2 separate regions of the Homo sapiens genome follow, and region 2 is linked to region 1. The links are chromatin loops, found by intact Hi-C in ENCODE. Cell type or tissue: gastrocnemius medialis. All regions are shown on one strand. Each heading gives the region's core, and the rest is flanking DNA. Links, peaks and the distances in the headings are about the cores only.

Region 1 (2,917 bases), core at 259-2,758:
GCCACCTGGCCACCATTTAAAATGCGCTGTGAAGAGACTAGATATCAAAATGCTATAGATGACTTTGTAAAATCCATTCTAATAACACACCAAAAAACTGCCTAAAGTGAAAATACTGCTATCCTTGATTAGTGCCATCATCTTCACATGAGAAAAACAAGGTTATACAAAATTTCTAAGTCAAATCGCTACTGGAGCCCAGAGAGCACAGCACAATACTTTGTTTATGACAGGACCACAGTGGAGCAGCTTGCTACTTGTGGATATACATCCAGCTTTGGAGAACTCTGGTTATCATATTTTACCAAACATGGTTGTTGCAAAAACCATGATGTCCCCTCACCCACTGATAGAAATAGATTTTTTTTTTAATTTTCTCTAACTAATATGTAGGAAATGGGCTTTTTTCCTTTAGCTCCATGGATATATCAGTGTTGGGAGTAATGGAAATATTCATTTCAGCATAAAATTAGAGTTTAAAAGGTCAGTTTGAGATGTTTACAACAAACAAGTTAGAAAGAGGCAAACAAGAAACAGAAATTTTCTTTTTTAATAGGGAGAAAAAAATTACACTGATAATTGCCTAAAAATTATATTCATTTTCCAAGTGAATAAATGAGGCTTATTTGATATCACACGAGTACATAGTATTTCTTCTCAAAAACGCTTAAATTTTATATTTTAAAAATATGCACAAATATAATGGAATCAAAGTAGTTTAAGACTGTAAACATTTTAACCTGAAAATACTTCAGTTTAAAATCCTAATTTGAGAAGTCCTTTCTCCACATGGTTGTATACCTTGAAGGAAACTGTGAACACAGGTCGCAAACCAGTCTCTGTCCTGGAAATGAGTGAGTGATATTGATCTATACCCAGTCACTGATTATGCGAAGTCTCTAATGACACCTTCACAGCTTTTATAATCCAGTGGTCCAACAAAGCATGAATTTCAAATACTTTACAAAATCTTCCCTCCTGAGCATCTCTTTTTTTAATTAAAGAATAAAAGGAGTGATTGTTCAACATGATTTCAATGAAAATGAAGACTTGAATTTGTGGGTGTGTGCAATGTTGAAAATCAAAAGGAAAAAGATGCAGCACAAAAAAATCCTTCGCACAACTAATCAGATGACAAAGGTTTTGATCAGCGCGCAAGAACCAAGTGCTTTTCTTTGCTAAACGTAAAACAACGTTTGTCCAAGACTACGATTTCATACAATGTGCTTCTCATCCCACCTTAAGTTGTTTCTCTTTTAAACACTAATTTTTGCTATCTACTGCTTCAACATTCAGAAGAGCCTGCCTCAGGAGGCACAAAAGCTCTGTAATGCTGGGTTAAAGCTGGCACTTTATCCTTAACTCACCTCATTAAGTCTGGATTTTATTCGTCCTCAAAGACGTGGCTTGGAGATAGAATTCTAACCCCCTTAAATTAGAATTTTCTGGCTTTTGTCACTTTAAACCAGATCCTTAATGTTATTAAAAGGTGGGCATGTTGTTGTTTTTCCCCTTTTGGGGGAAGGGGTAGGGAGAAGAATTTAATGTTATTTTTAACGGAACTATCTTGTTAACCTTGGGGGACATCCCCGGAGCTGAAACCCATTGGAGTAATAATAGCTCAGCGACTCACTCCCTGCAGACAGCTCTGCCGAGTCAGTCTGGAAAAGCTCTTTAAAAGCACAGTCTCTGCTGGCCCTTTTCTTTTGGTTTCTGTGGAATTTTTCTTGGTAACAATTTTTAGCTGAGGGGGTTATGGACAATTGTAAACTGGAAGCATTGAAAGGAGGAGGTGGGGAGGGAGGCTGCTTGCTGCACTAATTAAAACAAAGCCTGCTTGTATAAACTGCATCCCCCCTGGTGCAAAGGGGCAAACAGCACAAGGGCCTCTCAGAGCACACAGCTCTGGATACTGCAGGGACTTATATTTTTAAATACAATTAAAAGTAATGCCCCTTTGTTGATTATACTCTCCTTGCCAAACTTGAGGACGGCTGAAGCTGCCAAACATTTACTTTTAAATTTAGTGTGCCCAGCAGCCTTCCAAATGCTGTCAGTTTCACAGAAGGCAGGGCAGTCTGTGATTAACAGCTTCCCAAGATACCAGTAAGTTGCTTGGACAATATTTCAAATGGATGCTGGTTCTGACACTGAGGAGATCAAGCCGGAATTTGGTGTCACTTTGGGGTTTAGAAGGAGGTGGGATTGTTCTTACCTCTTGATAGTACACAAGTTTGAAAGTGGAAAACATTACCAAAGCAAACTCCTCAATTACACATGTGCAAGCAGCAGAGAGTATCTGGTCCAGACCTAACTAAAAAAAACTTGTCAAATGAAAGAGAAATGCACAAACATGCCTGTACTTTGTCCTCTGAATTTTAAAAGCATCTAATGTTACATAGCTCATGTGAACTTTAAAGCACGGCCATCCATGAAGGATTCCCTTTATGGTTTTAGTGGTTGTCCTCTTTCCTTGCTGTTCACAACTATGATTATTTTATAAACCCTTTTGTAGCTGGGTTTATTTGATTTAACCTTTTAAATGTAGCTTCGTTTCTGACAATACAGGAAATATAACGCCAAAAGAAACTCTGTAGAGAAGATGGATGAGAGAATCAGACACACAATTTGAAATGAGATGTCCTGGGAAGACAACAAACTTATTTGGGACTTTCTTGATTTTTCCAGTGTGACTGTCTATAAAGCTGAATGCCAAGTTTTGATTCCTAGGTTTTATGTGGTTGCATAGGTAACAAACTAATACTTGGCGAGGTGTTCTTTTTTTTTTCTTTCTGATGAAAAATGCAGGCTTGAAAAACAAGGTGCAGCATCCGTTTTCAATTAAAAAAAATAAAAATTTAAAACCTCTCCCTCTGGGCCTGGTACTGAGCCAGGTAAGAAAATGAGATGGGTGTGG
Region 2 (2,917 bases), core at 300-2,799, 120 kb before region 1:
TTGCTTTGATTCTTTCAGATAAAGCAGTAGCCATCTATCTTTAAAGAGTTCATGTCCTTCCTCCCTTGCGATGGGGTCAGAAAACTCTTTTCACGAACATCTGATATTTGTAGGAAGGAGTGTAATCATTTAGTTTCTTTCTCCCCGGAGGGTGCTGTCACATTTTTCTGCGGAGAAGCTGCCACACAGCTGAGGTTCAGGGTCTTGCCCAGGGTCACACTGTGCGACAAGGTTAGAATAGGGTTATCATTTACTGTGTGTGCCCACTCTCGGTTTGGTTCACTGGTTCACTCTGCTTGTAATCACGGCAGCCCATGGAAACAAAATCGAGAAAATGTGATGCCAGACAGTAGCCAGAGATTTCAGAAGTGGATAATCATCTGTTCTCACTGTGTCTCTTAGAAGCAGCATCATGTAACAGAGACAGTTGGGCCTCACTATCTCCTGGACCAAGACTGTAACTAATAAACCACTTCAGGCACACAATCTGCCCAGCTTCCATTTCGTTATTTTAAAATGTGTGAGATGTATGTGCAACGGGTTCCCCTTTGTAGTCTATCTTGTAGGGAAATGGACACTCTCTCACCCCACTGGTGAGTAAGAAAACTGTTACAACTTTTCTTGAGGGCAATTTGGCAATATTGTTCAAAAGCCCTTAAAATGGGAACTGTCCCAGAAGTTGCACGTTAGGAACAGACAATAAATAAGATGGGCATCAAGTTTTATGCACAAAGATGTGCATCCAAGCATCACCTTTTGTAGCAGACTTTAGAAACAACTTAAATGTCCAACAGCAGTGTAATGATTAAATAGGATCTGGTTAAAATTGCAGAATGGAACTCTATGCAGTCATTAAAAATGATGATGCAGAACAGGAGTTGGCAAGCTATAGCTCATGGGCCACGGTAGCCTGCAAATTTTATGGGAGAACAGCCACACCCATCATTTACATACTGTCATGGCTGTTTTTTGAGCTACTACAGCAGCTGTGCAGCTGTGACAGAGTCTATATGACTCTCTTTTACATCTCTTACTATCCTTTTAATATTTATTCGATTTTTTCCTTACCCCTGGAATATTATGACAACTTTGATTATTAGACCAAAATCTTACAGTGATGTTGGTTGCAATACACAGTGTTTCTTCAAAAACAGCCCATCTAATATGTTAGCCAACACTTCAGTCTTAAACATAAGGATTCGCCATTCCTCATTCAGCTGGCCTGCTAGGAGCAACTATAATCAAACTGCCTGCAACCAACATTGGGAGTGGTGGCACGTAGCCTTTCTTTCCTCTTTCCCCACTGTTGACGTCCACCCTTTCTTCTCTATTTGGCTAACCCTGAGGAGAATAGAAAAAATTGCATAGAGGACAGGAAAGATGGCAAAGAAGGACAGAAACATTCTTACGCAAACTGGTGCTTTCAAAAGATGGCTTCACAACTTCTGGCCTTGGCAGATTGACTCATTGTTGGGTACATGTGTGTTTTGTTTCTTTACAAAGCCAAAATGTGATGGAACATCCCATGATGCAGACAATTCATTTTACTCCAGCTGTACTCCACTTTCTTTTCCTGTGGTCTTCCACGTGGAGTGTCTCTATCTGAGTCCCCTGTCCAGCCCTTTTTAAGGGTATCCTGTTGAGCAGGATTTGAAATGTTTCACATTTGGCTTAATCCTCCACCTCCACCCTGATGTCCTGCAGTAAATATTCACGCACATTTCAGCTTGACACACTCTAGGCAAGCAGCTCACCCCAGTGTGGCAACAGTTCTTTTTTTGCTTCACTAGCTAACCAGCTGGATGACTCATCTCTGCCTTTAGATTTTCCAGGTGGATGTTGGACATTGGCACATTCTGCTCACCAAACTCCTGCGTAAGCATAGCAAGACCCAGAGTTTCCTTGACACCCTCTCTCACATGCACAAGGGGAGAGGCAGCTCCTCTCTGCCTCCCTTTCTGAGAGGCAGTGAATCGGTGAAAACAACAGCATAGCCCACTCCCAGCAAGTGCTCCTCACAAAATTCCAACTGCCCATTCTTTACTGGTGAGTTTTCTAAACAGGTTTCCTCCATGACAATTTTCTCTACTTGCTGTCTTAATAGGAGATTTTTGTTTCCCCCCACCTGTATTTTTAATGGACACATATACCTTTCTGATAAAAATATGTAAAATATTCTGTTCGTTTTTAAAATGTCATATTCAAGTCTGTGGCCATCTTTTGTTCTTAATATTCACGTCTATAAAATGGGCTAGAAAACAGCATCATTGCTCAAGGTGTAAAGCTATTGGTTTATCTAGCTGAAAAGGTGTGCAAGGACTATTGAAAAAAGAAATGTTCATTCAGAAACATGGGCTCTTTTATTTTGTACATATCTTACAGCATAGGATTTTTTCCCCTGGTGTATATGCAAAGATCAGCCTCAGCTGAAAAAAAAAAACACATATGCCCCTAACTTACTGCTTGCTTCCAACTCGAGCTAATTACTTGAACAGCACCTTTCACGGGAAAAAAAGCTGACACAAGAAACTGGACAAGGTCTGTGTCTCAAGTGCTCTGAGGAGAGAGCAGTAAGTAAGGTGTTCTGCACAGCTCAATAATTTGCACCACAGGAAAGCCATCCTTCCAAGGGCAGGCAATATGTCTGCAGTATCCTCCTGGAGGAAGGAGGGCCAGGAGCTCATCTTTATGGCTTGAGGCTTGAAAGCTGCTTAACTGGGCGGAACGCCACCTCCTTGCCATCAAAGCTGTCCACCTGGCAGTGAATCTCAATGAGACAGCTGACTGGCTCAGCAGACAAGTTGCCTTGCCAAGGGGATGAGAACTTAACCAGAAGGTCTTTCAGGAAATGTGTTTAGGATGTGGGGGATGAAGAGGAAGAGAAGGAGCAATTCATCCCCTGAATGAGGCAAATGAG

Evidence for each region. A loop is a pair of places that touch in the nucleus more often than their neighbours do. Peaks named below come from ENCODE experiments on the same cell type or tissue, not always from the same donor. Only the 100,000 strongest peaks of a DNase experiment are listed, where the experiment ranks them.
Region 2: it touches region 1 in a loop (2.9-fold over the local background); 1 of 110 quality-filtered maps calls a loop at or near these places.

Annotation. Positions count from the first base shown.
Region 1 is chr9:13,607,094-13,610,010 of GRCh38, reverse strand. No RefSeq gene overlaps it. Among named protein-coding and RNA genes, the nearest start is that of LINC01235, 180 kb to the right of the region's middle. In gastrocnemius medialis, for the core only: no CTCF peak of the experiment used is centred there; a DNase peak (open chromatin) is centred at 1,630; H3K4me3 peaks cover 1,497 bases; H3K27ac peaks cover 1,781 bases.
Region 2 is chr9:13,728,168-13,731,084 of GRCh38, reverse strand. No RefSeq gene overlaps it. Among named protein-coding and RNA genes, the nearest start is that of LINC00583, 200 kb to the left of the region's middle. In gastrocnemius medialis, for the core only: no CTCF peak of the experiment used is centred there; DNase peaks (open chromatin) are centred at 1,824 and 2,734; H3K27ac peaks cover 1,784 bases.